Regions from separate parts of the Homo sapiens genome. Here all the other regions are linked to region 1. Evidence: chromatin loops called from intact Hi-C (ENCODE). Cell type or tissue: heart left ventricle. All regions are shown on one strand. Each heading gives the region's core, and the rest is flanking DNA. Links, peaks and the distances in the headings are about the cores only.

Region 1 (2,500 bases), core at 1-2,500:
CATAACACCAGTCATCAGGAAAAAAATTACAAGACAACCAAAAATCGGTGCACATGTTCACTGAGAGATATATTTAGTCAAACAACTAAAAAAAGAACTGCTTTTAAAGGCCCAAACTGAAATGTAAATTGAAGGGAAACTTACTTCTTTCAATGATTCACTTGGGAGGAAAAAAGAAACTCTGCTCCTCTTTACTCATTTTCTTCAGTGCCTCTTTTTCTCTAAGGATCAGAGTTAGAGAGGGTGGTAATAAACAGTAATAGCAATACATGTGTCCTATCTTGCCACAAGGCCGGCCACTCTCCCTGCGTCTTCCAGAGGCTTCCCGCACAGGCCTGGGCACAGCATGGACGCTCCACAAAAGGCTGCCAATCTAAGACTGGTGGTGGTGGGAGGGGTGCACCCCACCATGGTTCCCTGGAGCCCCACAGTCTGGGTTCAAATCCAGTTTGCCCCTTGAGCTGTGTGACCTTGAGCAAGTCACTCTCCCGCTGGGACTCTTGCAGGGCCCTGAGCACTGTGCTGGACAAGTAGGCCTCACCGAGGAAGGGTTCCCCCCACCACCACTGCTCCTCCCTCTCGCAGAAGCAAGCCTTGCTGAGTAACACGAAGCATCAATCCAGCACCCTGTGTGAAACCATCGTAAGTTGTGAATGAGTGGAAATTGACTTACTAAGGCTGGGGCTGAATCATTCCCTGCATCTTCCGCATCTGCGGGGGCTCCCGGCGCAGAAGGCAGATGAATGGGCAGGGCGTGTGTCCCTGACAGCAGCAGCTCCAGCGTCTTCAGGTGCCACACTGCCTCCAGACGGCTTCCCTTTCACGGGGAGTGCATGGCGGGAGCTCACCTGTGTGCCTGGGGCATGTTCTTTGGAAGGCGGGGTCCCCAGCAGGGTGTTGGGAATGGAGGCAGTGGTCCCAGCCATGGGCAGCTCAGAAAGATCAGCTGTCTGTCCCCTCATTTCACACGAGGAAGCAACTGATTGAGAAACAAATTAGAATCTGAAGGGTTTGCCATTCATCCAGGACTCCCTCTGTCTGTCTGTCTGTCTGTGTGCCTGAGGATCGTTTGAAGGGCGGTGACAAAGCCCTCTGGTGGCGAGTCAGCCCGCTTCTCAGGGACGTCCACTGAGCACACGAGGAATAAGAAGGCAGTGAGTGCCCCCATCTGGCAGGAGTCAAGAATGTAGGACTCCTGATAAAAGATCCTAGAGGAATGACAATAGCCCCAAGGTGACATCATAGCAGGTTTAATGAGCACCTACTGTGTGCCAGGCTCATTTCATATGCTATCTCATTTAATCCTCACAATCACCCCCACGAAGCCCCATTTTACAGAAAAGAAAACTGAGGCTCCAAGGGGTTTACTGCTCTGGCCAAGGTCACTCAGTTATTCCATAGCACAACCACAATCAAACTCCGGGTCCAGGCTTTATTTGCCAGAGGGAGAAGGAGAGACGAAAAGAATGAAAATAACATTTATTGAGCATCATCTGTGTCCCACTTCTATGGACTGAATGGTGACCCCCCAAAATTCATGTTGAATCCCTAACACCCAATGTGATGGTACTTGGAGATGGGCCTTTGGAAGGTAATGAGGGTTAGACGACATCATGAGGGCAAGGAATTAACACCCTTGTGATGGAATTAACACCCTTATAAGAAAAGATACCAGAGAGCTCCCTCTCATTCTCCATCTTGTGAGGACACAGTAAGAAGGTGGCTGTCTGCACGTCAGGAAGAGAGTCCTCACCAGGATCTGAATTGGCCAGCACCTCCAACTTGAATTTCTAGCCTCCAGAACTTTGAGAAATAAATGTCTGTTGTTCCAGTCATGCAGTCTATGGTATTTTGTTACGGCAGCCTGAGCTGATAAGACAGCAGATAGCATGGCCCTCATGATAAGAGCAGCCCACACTTACTGAGTGCTTACTGTGTGCCACGCATGCAGTGTCTGAGGGCATTACCCAAACCACTGGTTTTCATTAATCCTCACAATAACCCTGCAAAGTAAGTACAATACATATCCTGATTTAGAAATGAGACACAGGGAAGATAAGTAACCCACTCCTGATAAAAGATCCTAGAGGAATGACAATAGCCCCAAGGTGACATCATAGCAGGTTTAATGAGCACCTACTGTGTGCCAGGCTCATTTCATATGCTATCTCATTTAATCCTCACAATCACCCCCACGAAGCCCCATTTTACAGAAAAGAAAACTGAGGCTCCAAGGGGTTTACTGCTCTGGCCAAGGTCACTCAGTTATTCCATAGCACAACACAGAAGCCAGAGCCTGTGTATGTAAGGGGCAGATCCGGCAGACAGAAATTACTGGCAATGCTAAGTGTGATCATGTGGTGTGCCAGTTCAGGTCCTCCAGGAAGTGGATGCCAAGATAGGATTCAATGTGCAAGAGAAAGAGATGTATTGGTGGAAACACCTGTGTAGGACAGAGAGGGAGCAGAAGGCAGCAGGGAGAGTTTGGGTGCTGTGCACA
Region 2 (5,188 bases), core at 2,689-5,188, 220 kb before region 1:
TCCAAATGCCGCAAAATCCTCCCTCCAGCCCCAGCGGGCCTGCCTCTTGCACTTCTCCCCTTCTGCCCACCCTCCCCAGAACCCTCCCAAAAAGTGGAGAGGGGAGAAGTGGAACAAACTAAGCCAGCAGGACAGAGGCAAGAAAGGCTCAGCATGCACCCAGGTGGAAGGAACGTCCCAGGCATGGCCTGACGCCGATGTCTGTAGCCGTCAGAAAACTTCCTCTTAGGATACCTTCCCCAAGTCCTGTCTTCCTCATCTGCCATGTGGTCATTTGTTTAAGTGAAGAAATATTTGTGGGGTGCCCACTACGTGCCAGGCACTGTTCTGAGCAATAGGGATGCCACAGTGAACTAGATCTTGTCCCTGTTCTTGAGGAGCTGATAGGTACTGAAGGAGACAGAGAAGAAAATGCTTACAGATTAATCCAGCCCGGTGATGTGGGGGCAGGGGTGAGGTCTGTCGGGGGAGGCTTTCTGGAGGAGGTCATATGGAAACCAAGGTTTGGATGGTGAGCAGGTAAGGAGGCATGATCCAGGCTGTGTGAGTGTGAGTGTGTGTGTGTGTGTGTGTGTTCTTGGGGTGTGGGTGGGAACCTTCCAGACTGAGGCAGACACCTGTGTGCAACAGGTGTGAGTCTCAACCCATAAACTCAGGCATGCATTTAATGAGCTTGTCTTCCCAACAACTTCATTTCTATTTTGAGACTGCATTTCACTGGGGTGCCTTCCCTTTCACTCAAGGTCATGGCCAAGTTCCAGAGGTATAGTGCCAAGGCGTTGATGGGGAGTAGGAGCAGAACACTATTCTGCCTGCTCCCCTGGCAGCCCAGGCTGCTCCGAGAGCATCAGTTATGCAGTAAATCCGGAGTCCTTCCTGTTTGCTTTCTGCCCTGAGGCCTCTTTCCATTGAGTAGGGAGGGAGGGAAAGATTCTAGGTAAGCGGGGTGGGGTGGTGGGGCGGGGAGCGGGGGGCGGGAAATGCGAGGGGTCAAGGAGACTCAGTTAACACTTAGAACCATGAGCAATCCTTCTGTAGAGGCGGCTCGAGCTGGCTGGGGCACTACAAAGGGGCAGGGCGGCTGTGGGAGCTGTGGAGGAGTAAGGCGGGAGGCAGGAGGAGCCGTAGGAACAGACGTGACAGAGCTTGGGTGTCCTGCCACGGAGGCTGAACCTGGTTCTGACTCCCAAGGTGACTGTGAACACCGAGCCACACATCCCAAAGCAGCCCCGGCATTCCGTAGAGAAGGGCTGGGCCCTTTACACCCTCATTTATCCAGGAAGGAGGGGTGGGCCCTTCTCATTTACCCATGAAGGAGGGGTGGGCGGAGCCTGGCAGCTGTCGCTTCTCTCTACAGCAGGGGTGGGCTCTTTAAGGTCTTTAAGCTCTTTAAGGGGTGGGAGTCTCATAACTTCACTGGAGCCAGAGCATGCCGAGAGAGGCAAACTCTTGGCGGTTTGGGGTTATTCTCCACCGGTTCCTGGAGATCCGAGGGTAGCAAGTGCCAATGGCTGTGCTGGGGTCACAGAGCTTACAGAGCTCCTATCTTATCCACACCCAGGGCATGGCGCCTTCTTCCCTGGCAGACAAGTAGGGAATGGTAAGCGGTCCTTGGAAATTCTCTTGTGATTTAATTTGACTTAACTTCTTAGCATTAGTAGGTCAATTTTGCAATTTATTAGGCAAACCACACCCCTGGGGAGAGGCTTAGCAGCTGAGAGCGTGTTTTCTATTTTATGTGAGGGAGGAAAGGAAAGCCAAAAGAATTATTTAAAAAGAAATATTCAAAAGCAATCCTCAAGGTGGAGTTCAGCATCCTCTCCAAACCAGCTTCTTCTATACCTTTTGTTGTTACTGTGGTTATTGGCCTGATGGGCCACCCAAGCTGGAATAAGCTGCCCCTGGGCCTTCGCTGTGCTCTTCCATCTGCCTGGCAATCTTCCTTCCTCTTCTCCACCTGGAGGCTATCACGCGCCCCCTTCAAAATGCTCCTCCAAGTTTCCTCTTCCTGGACACCTCCCCTGACCCTCTCAGGTTAGTCAGGGCTCCCACGATGTCCTGGTTTTACCCTCGCCAGAACACTGGCCATTCTGTTGTAACATCTGCTTCCATTTCTGGCCCTGGCCCCTGGCAATGAGGATGGTGAGAGCAGAGATTTGTCGTGTTAGATTGATTTGCTAATTCACTGGGCTCTACTTTGTCCACTGTCTTTTATTTTTTATTTTGTGAGATGGGGTTTTGCTCTTGTTGCCCAGGCTGTAGTGCAATGGCATGATCTCAGTTCACTGCAACCTCCACCTCCCTGGTTCAGGTGATTCTCCTGCCTCAGCTTCCTCAGTAGCTGGGATTACATGTGCCCGCCACCACACCTGGCTAATTTTTGTATTTTTAATAGAGACGGGCTTTCGCCATGTTGAGCAGGCTGGTCTCGAACTCCTGACCTCAGGTGATCTGCCCACCTTGGCATCCCAAAGTGCTGGGATTACAGGCGTGAGCCCCACGGCTGGCCTGACCATTGTCTTTAGAGGACTGTCTCCTCTTGTCAGTTCTTTTTTTATGTCCTTATCCAGGCCTTTGTTGCATTAAACAATAATAACTTTTTTCTTATTATAACAATAAATGTTTCTTATAGAATTTAAAATTTTTCTTACATGTAGAGAAGCAAAAGAAGAAAATTAAACCACTTTTATTTCACCCTCATTGTACTTCCATCCAGATGACTTTTGTTAACATTTTGGTACATTCCTTCAGCCTTTTATTCCCATGACTAATTGTTCATGTATATTTTAATGTTATCATATGGTATATATGATTTTGTAGCTTTTAAATTTTTTTACTTAACAACGTATCGTTAATATTCTTCTCGTACTGAAGTTGGTCCAGGGAGATACAGTCCCAGATCTTGCTGTAAGGCTGGACCTCAAGCTGGGAGAATATGACTCTGGGCACGCCAGGGCTACCGTGTGCAGAGGCAGTGAGAGAGGAGGATGGTGCTATCATCATTCGCAACCCATTTAGTCCAACAGCTTTCAGCACCCCACAGCCAGTAAATACTTTGCACTGAGACTGATACAGGCCAGTTGTGCTGGGTTTCTGCTACTCCTGCTTGAAAGGCGGAACCTACAGAGGTTTCCAATCTACAGAGCTTGTCACAAACCCAGAGCAAACTTCTCTCTTTTTTTTTTTTTGAGACAGAATCTGGCTGTGTTGCCCAGGCTGGAGTGCAATGGTGCAATCTCGGCTCCCTGAAACCTCTGCCTCCTGGATTCAAGCGATTCTCCTGCCTCAGCCTCCTGAGTAGCTGGGATTACAGGCGCCCGTCACCACGCCCGGCTAATTTTTGTATTTTTGGTAGAGACGGGGTTTCATCATTTTGGCCAGGCTGGTCTCGAACTCCTGACCTCAAGTTATCCACCTACCTCGGCCTCCAGAAGTGCAGACGTGAGCCACCGTGCCCTGCCCCAGAGCAAACTTCTTTTGAACCAGCTGGGGCATAAATATCTCAAGCACTGGGGAGGCACTTTTTTTTTTTTGATGGCCAAAGGTGCAGTTTTAGCTGCATTGTCATTTCTGTCTATCTTTGAGGGTTTAAAAATATTGCATTTTCCTCCCCTACTTGTTTTATTCTAATGTGCCCGGCACAGGGTCAGACGTGCGGGTTAAACGGAGCGGGTCAGGTCAGTAGGACCGGAGTAAAGAAACGTCGTGTCCATGTGCCATCCTCCCAGCATTGCAGGGGCGGGGAGATCCTTTCCCAGCCCCAGCCCCAGCCCACCACACCCTCAGCTCCAGTCCACCCCCAAACGCAGACTTGACCCCAGACCCAGACTCAATGTCACCCTGACGTGCCTCCTCAAGGTTACCCAGATCCACAAGGCCATTTGCAGGAGTCTGGCTTCCCGGTCGTTGCGGCTTCTGCAGGATGCGCTCGGGGGGATGGTAGGGGGTGTAAATCTGTCCAGCACCTGGACCTTGACCAATGTCTTTCTGCTCAGGTCTTTGCCACTTCTCACCGTGGCCACTAGAGAGCGACAGTGCTCCATCTTCTAGAAAGAAACCGTCCAATCCCCGCGCCTTCTGCCGAGGAGCCTGGCGAGCCACCTCCCTGAACTTCAGGACTTTCAGTTTCACTCCCTTATGGTGAGGGCGCGGAAAGGGAAGCCCGAGGGGACGGGGCCCTTACCCAGGATCACTCCCAGCCCAGGCCGTTTCATTGCCCTTTGCCTGTCCGTCCATCCTTTCCTGGGAGGCCAAGGGGAGCTTGCCCTGTGGGAGGAAGCCTGCTCAGGAGCGCCAGCCAGCAGGGTCGTGTGAACCTCTTGGAGAAAGGCTGGTTTGTTGCAGAAGGCAAATGTCTCTTGGGACCTTTGCCCCCACCCTGGAGGGCTCCTCCAGCACGGGGCCCATCAGCTTCTGCGTTTGGGCAGCTCCTTTCTGCAGGGAGTGCTCAGGAGGAGCTTCTGCCTGCCAAGGGCTGTCCAGCATCTAAGGTCCAGCTCGGGTAGTACCTTGCGGGAGGCTCCCCCAAGCCGGGTCTGTATTCATAACACCTCCAGATGAAATAACTCCAGGGTGGAAAGATAGCAAGGTCAGCCGGGAGGGATGGCCCTGGAGTAGGTTCTAGACAGCCCTGGGACCACCTGTCAGAGGGACAGAGGCAGAAGGGAGTCTGCCATTGCTCAGAGTCATGTAGGGAACTCTTTTTGTGCTGATCAGGGGTGGGGTGGCACCAGAAAAAGGAGACGGAGTCAGCGTGGGAAACTGCGGGCAGATGGGGAAGCCAGAGAGGGTTCCTGGGAACATCCTGGTGTTTCTTTCCTGGGGTGGCCGTGGCAATCTCTCAGAGCCCCATCTCCATCCCTCTGAGGTGGGGTGGTTGTCCCTGGGGAACCCAAAGTGGGCTTGGGCCAGCGTTGAGGCTGGGGGGGCCAGCGTGGCTGCAGGCAGCTCCCCGCTCAGCTCAGTTGGGGAAGGCTTGGTGCTTCCCACGCCCCTCCTGGAATGCGGGGCTGCTCCTGGGAGTTGAGCAAAAGTGTGGCTTTCCCCTTGGAGTCTGAGGTCGGTCAGCCTCCCAGGCCTGGGGCCAGCGCTCTTGACTGGGAACCAAGACAAGCAAGGGGCGGGGGCCTGGGCCAGCCCCGAGGCCTGGCACGACCCCACCAGCAGATCACCACTCCGGTTCATTCTT
Region 3 (5,188 bases), core at 2,689-5,188, 110 kb before region 1:
ATAGGACCCTGGTCCCTACTGCCAGCCCCTAACTGGGATTGCCCTCAATAGGTCACAAGCCCTGGCACTGTGCCCCACTCCCTTGCTCCCCCAGCTAAGCCCCATCTCCAGCCTGAGTCCCTGGTTCATCTAGACAGTTCCTCTGCATAGCAGAATGCCTTGCTAGGTCCTCTACCATCTTCTGGGGTGTGGGTAGAGATCAACCCAGCTGTACCCCAGTGGACAGCAGCAGCAGCTGTGTGGGTTTTACCCCAGTCTCAGCATCCTCCAACTGCCCCCATCAGACATAATGGGCTCTGGAGTTGGACAAACCTGGACACAAATCCTGTCTTGGGCATGTACCACCTGTATGGCTTTGAGCAACTTATTGTTCTTTCCTGAGCTTCATTCTCCTCATCTGCGAAACAGACTCCTCTCAAAGCTATGAGGAGGGTTAGCTGAGCTAATGGGAGTGAAGAATGCAGCACAGTGCATAGTTTCTCCCGAATCAATGGTAGCTCATGGGGTTTCCACTTGGGGTGATGAAAAGTTCTGGAACTGGATAGTAGGCATTGTATGACATTGTGCATGTCTTTAATGCCACTGAACTGTACACTTTAACACAGTTGAGAGGGCAATTTTTATGTTATATGCATTTTACTACAATCGATCAATCAATCAGTCAATCAGTCAGTCAGTCCATCAGTGGCAGCTTCCTTCCCATCTATTCCAGAGCTCTTTATGCTTTGGCCTATCCAGGTTTAATATTTTCATGTCTTTGCCTACTCTTCCACATCCAGATACTCCTTAGAAAAGTGCTCTGACCTTAGAGTTGAGACATCTTGTCTTTTCCTCTTCTTGGAAGGCTCAGAACCCCAGAGACCTTCCATAGAGCAGGCCAGGGAAGGGAGGGACCAGAGGAGACAGGGCTGACCATCCCCCATGATTCGAGCTCCGTAACTATAGTTGGCACCTGGGAGGGAGGAACAACTGGCCCAGGAGTTTGGAAGGAATCCTTCATCTCTCTGGGGTGTTGGGGGTCAGCAGCTGAGGCCCTCCTCGGTCTGTAGCTAAGCCTGGACTGGTGAGCTCCCCCACTCAGCCTCCTCGACCACAAGCCCCTCAGGGCAACCTGCTCGCTCTAAATTCATCATCACCCCTATCCCAGCTGCCTCTTCCCTTTTCTGGGATTCCAAAACCGGGGAGCAGCACCTAAGTCTATTCAGCTGTCCAAGCCAGAGACCCAGAGCCCAGAACCCTCCTTCTCCCCACTTCTGACTTTCCTCCAGACACTCAGGAGCCCAGAATTCTCTGCCCAAACTTCCAGGGCCCGCACAGAGGACCGAGTTCCACCTCCTGAGAGTGGACTGCACCACTGATGTGTGCATCAAGCTGCCTCCAGAGGGTGGGAGATGGGGTCCAGGCCCCGCCTCCTGCTCAGGAAGGCTGGGTGGCGAGGGCTGGAGGAAACAAGCACATCTTTTTGCCCGAGGACGGATGATGGAAGTGTGGGCTAGGTCCACTGTGTGTGTGTTGCCGGGGGGGCAAAGAGAGGGGTGAGCCTGCTTCCACTCCCCAGAAACAGAGGGGTGAGCCTGCTTCCACTCCCCAGAAACAGACGGGTGAGCCTGCTTCCACTCCCCAGAGGGGACTTGTTTCCTCCAGCCCCCACCACCCAGCCTTCCTGCGCAGGAGGCAGGGCCTGGGCCCCATCCCGCACCCTCCAGAGGGCAGCTTTCCGTCACTCCCTAAGTGTTTAATCCCATGTTCCCAGTACATCTGCCACACCACTTCTCTCTGTGCCTTCTGTGGTGTGGAGCCAGGGCTTCCAACCAGTGAGGCCTGAGGCTTAGCTTGATGCCAACTAGGAGGTCTCCTGCTAAGAAAGAGAACGAGGGCGGTCGATCTGGCCAGCAGGGCTGAAGTGGAGCCACCCAGGGCAAGGCCCACACCTCAGCTTCCTCTGGAGACCAGAGAGCAGCTGCTGGACCTCAGATCTTACTCCGCCTTCCCCAGCCTCGCTCTTCCTCATACAACTGGTCAAGCCGCACCCCACCCCATCCCCAGCCCCCACCCTTACTCGCCCCCTGGCTCCCCAATCTCTCTGCCCTGGTCAACCTCTCCCAGCCATCCTCCACCCTGCAGCCGGAATGAGCTCTCCAAAACGCAAGCTTTCTCCGTGCTGACAGTGCCAGGGGCTCCAATCGCTGTCTGGATAACGCCCAGATTCCTCGCAGGACCCAGCTGACACCTCCCACCTCGCCCTGCCTCACTGTTTGCTATAGCAAACAGCTCACGTTTTCCTTCTCAGGGCGAGCCGGTTCCTACTTTTGTGCCCTTGCATGACACCTCCTCCACCTGCCTTTTCACCTGCAAATTCTCCTTCATTCACATCCATCAAGACCTGCAAGGTGAATCTTAATAGCATCCCTGATAGAATAATACCCAAGAAGCAGCTCCATCGAAGGAGGTGGTTTCAAGTAATAACACAAAGAAGCAACTCTATCCTTTGACGGCCCTGGGTGCAGATCTCCAGTGTGATGTTTATTGGCTTCGTGACCTGGGACAAGGTACTTAACATCTCTGAATCTATATCTTCACCTGTAAAGCAGGACCAAAATATTGACCTATAGGGAAGTGATGAGATTGACATTAACAAGAAAGGAAGTGAGCAAGGCTAAGACGATATCAGTCGTATTTTCTGCATCAAGAAGGACACATAGGTAGTGCATCTCAATTTTAATAGGGAAGATCTAATCCAGGCTTGAAAAACAATGAGAACATACACTGTATTTCATCGGGTGAAATAAGCAGGTCCCAATGGTGTGCACAGGATGACTGAATTTTTGCATAAATAATGACATATTTTTGTAGAGAGGGAATAATATTTAGGAGACATCCCAAAAGGTTAGAGTTGTTATCTCTGGGTAATGCAACTTTTTAACAATTTTATTTTTATCTCTTTTTTCTTTTGTTTATCTCTGTTTTTGCCTACAAATTCCCTATGATTTCCTACCCAAGTTGTTGTGGGTAGAATTGTGTGCTCAAAAGCCAGGTGGAAGTCCTAACCTCTGATACGTGTGAGTGTGATCCCACTTGGAAATTGTCATCTTTTCCCATGTAATCACATTAAGATGGAAATCATACTTGATTAGGGTGGGCCATAATCCAATATGACTGGTCTCCTTGTAAGAAGAGGAGAGACACAGGGACACACAGGGAGAACGCTGTGTGACCATGGAGGCAGAGATTGGAGCAATGTGTCACCAAGCCAAGGATGCCAAGGTTTGTCAGCAACACTAACAGCTAAGAGGGCGGGGAGGAAGGATTCTCTCCTGGGGCTTTCAGAAGGAGCACAGCCCTGCCGACTCCTTGATTTCACACTTCCCGGTTCTCTAGAATGGCGAGAGAATTAATTCCTGCTCTAGGCCACCCAGCTTTTATAATTTGTTGTGGCAGCCACAGGAAATTAATATAAAGAGCAAGCCTTACTTATGTACTAGAAAGGGCCAAGGGTTTAAAAAAGAAAAAGAGGAGGAGGAAGAGGAGAGTGCCCCGATCAAGAGTGCTCCCTGGAGGGCTGGAAGTGTCTGCTCAGGACTCGGCGCAGATGTGTAGTGAGTGTTTGTTGAGTGAATAAATATGCCTGCAGTATGTGACATCGTCTTGTCTCTGTCCTGTCTCCCCACGGATCTCACTCTAGCCCAAAGCTGCCTGTCATGAAGGAGCTCCCTAGCGAGACTGGAAGCACAGCTGGGCTTCACGCACAGGCCCAGCCCTCAGCTCTGAGGCTGCCATGGGGGAAGCAGGGAAGGACCTGAAGGACTCTAGGTCAACAGCTCTATCCCCATCAACTTTGTCAGGGTCCCTGTGTGATGATGCCATGCCCTCGGCCGCATACCCAGCTTCTTATTCTTTGTGACCAAGCCACACCTTGTCATTGATCAGATCTTTGTGCTGCTTCCAAAGCAATCTACCTAAAACTCAGGTTAGACCCTGCCATGCCCTCCTAAAGACCTTTGGCGGCTCCCCCATTCCTCGACACAGCATTCACGGCCACCATCTATTTCAAGCCATTTTGGGGCTTGCCTGTCAACTCCCCACCTCCAGCCCCTCTTGCTGCCTTCTCCCCCAGCAATCCCACATGCTCAACCTCTGCCCCGGGGGCCTGCCTGCCCTCCCACCTTCTCTAATCTCAGCACTGCCCAGGCCTCCCAGCAGAGTGGAAATGTCATTCAGGGGGACTGTGGAGAGCACGGTGTCCCTGGCTCTCCTTCCAGGAAGAGGGAACAGAGGGAGGGCTTTTCTGGAATGTTTCCAGGCCTATCCTTCTTAGCTGGACAGGGACTCTATCTGCAGCAGGGGAAGAAACAGCAGATGTCTTCTGCTCCTCTGAGTGACCTAGTCAGCCTTGAAGAATCACAGGAAATGGCTCTTGGGACTTGCTAATGAGCTTTGGACGTCTTCCCTCTGTCCTGGCAGTGTTGGGTGGGGAGAGCTTCTGGGTCCCACTTGTTGGCCTTTCTCCTACTTTCCAAATGCCTCCTTCCTTTTCCTCCTCCAGGAGGTGGGAGGTGCGATGCCGAGCCCCACGTAGTGAGGGGAAGCCCTGGCAGAGGAAGCCTGTTTGTTCTCCAGCTTGGGCTCGCTGTAAACAAATTTCTTTTTCCTGATTAGGTCACACTCTTGAGCAGGGTTTTCGGGACACCTTGACTTGGTCAGGGGCTACTTGCCTCTAAGGAACAGAAAACCCAGTCAAAATAACTGAAATTAGTGGGAGACTGGGAAAGGTCATGGAACCCAAGGGGAACCACCAAGCCTCAAGAGGAAGAACCATCAGACACAAAGCAAGAAGCAAACTGTCAGACGCAAAGGGGATGCTCACTCTGTCCCTCCTTGGCCCACCTCTCTTCCGTCATCACCATTTTTTCTGATTTGCTTTGGAGATCAGCTCCCTCTGTTTGCTCATGAGGGTCCCCAAATGGCTGTCCTCAAATGGCAGTCTTCCTTCCCAAACCTTACAGATCCCCCAGGCCCAGCCAACTAATCTAGTCTCTTCCTCTGTGGGAGCAAGAATGACCATCACGACCCGACAGCAAACTTGTGGAGCCCCAGTGATGTGCCAGCCACTGGTCCAAGGTCTTTATGTGAGTTTTCTCATGTAATTCTCAAAATAACCTTACAAGGCAAGTTGTATTGTCATCCTTAC

Evidence for each region. A loop is a pair of places that touch in the nucleus more often than their neighbours do. Peaks named below come from ENCODE experiments on the same cell type or tissue, not always from the same donor. Only the 100,000 strongest peaks of a DNase experiment are listed, where the experiment ranks them.
Region 2: it touches region 1 in a loop (7-fold over the local background); 108 of 110 quality-filtered maps call a loop at or near these places.
Region 3: a loop joins it to region 1, with 6 times the contacts of the local background. A loop is called at or near these places in 12 of 110 quality-filtered maps.

What each region holds. Positions count from the first base shown.
Region 1 is chr5:172,477,778-172,480,277 of GRCh38, reverse strand. It overlaps LOC105377727 (a long non-coding RNA gene), which reads right to left and starts at 1,227. Exons shown (of 2, transcript XR_941225.3): 1 at 674-1,227. RefSeq lists enhancers at 1-573, 574-1,195. In heart left ventricle, for the core only: a CTCF peak has its summit at 1,109 (motif pointing left); a DNase peak (open chromatin) is centred at 1,117; H3K4me3 peaks cover 993 bases; H3K27ac peaks cover 1,054 bases.
Region 2 is chr5:172,696,528-172,701,715 of GRCh38, reverse strand. LOC107986479 (a long non-coding RNA gene) reads left to right here and starts at 1,292. Exons shown (of 3, transcript XR_001742997.1): 1 at 1,292-1,600; 2 at 3,996-4,140. RefSeq lists enhancers at 3,780-3,839, 3,910-4,069. In heart left ventricle, for the core only: a CTCF peak has its summit at 4,022 (motif pointing right); DNase peaks (open chromatin) are centred at 4,095 and 5,035; H3K4me3 peaks cover 1,161 bases; H3K27ac peaks cover 1,136 bases.
Region 3 is chr5:172,583,393-172,588,580 of GRCh38, reverse strand. No RefSeq gene overlaps it. Among named protein-coding and RNA genes, the nearest start is that of LINC01944, 27 kb to the right of the region's middle. RefSeq lists an enhancer at 3,425-3,925. In heart left ventricle, for the core only: no CTCF peak of the experiment used is centred there; DNase peaks (open chromatin) are centred at 3,755, 4,180 and 4,550; H3K27ac peaks cover 2,500 bases.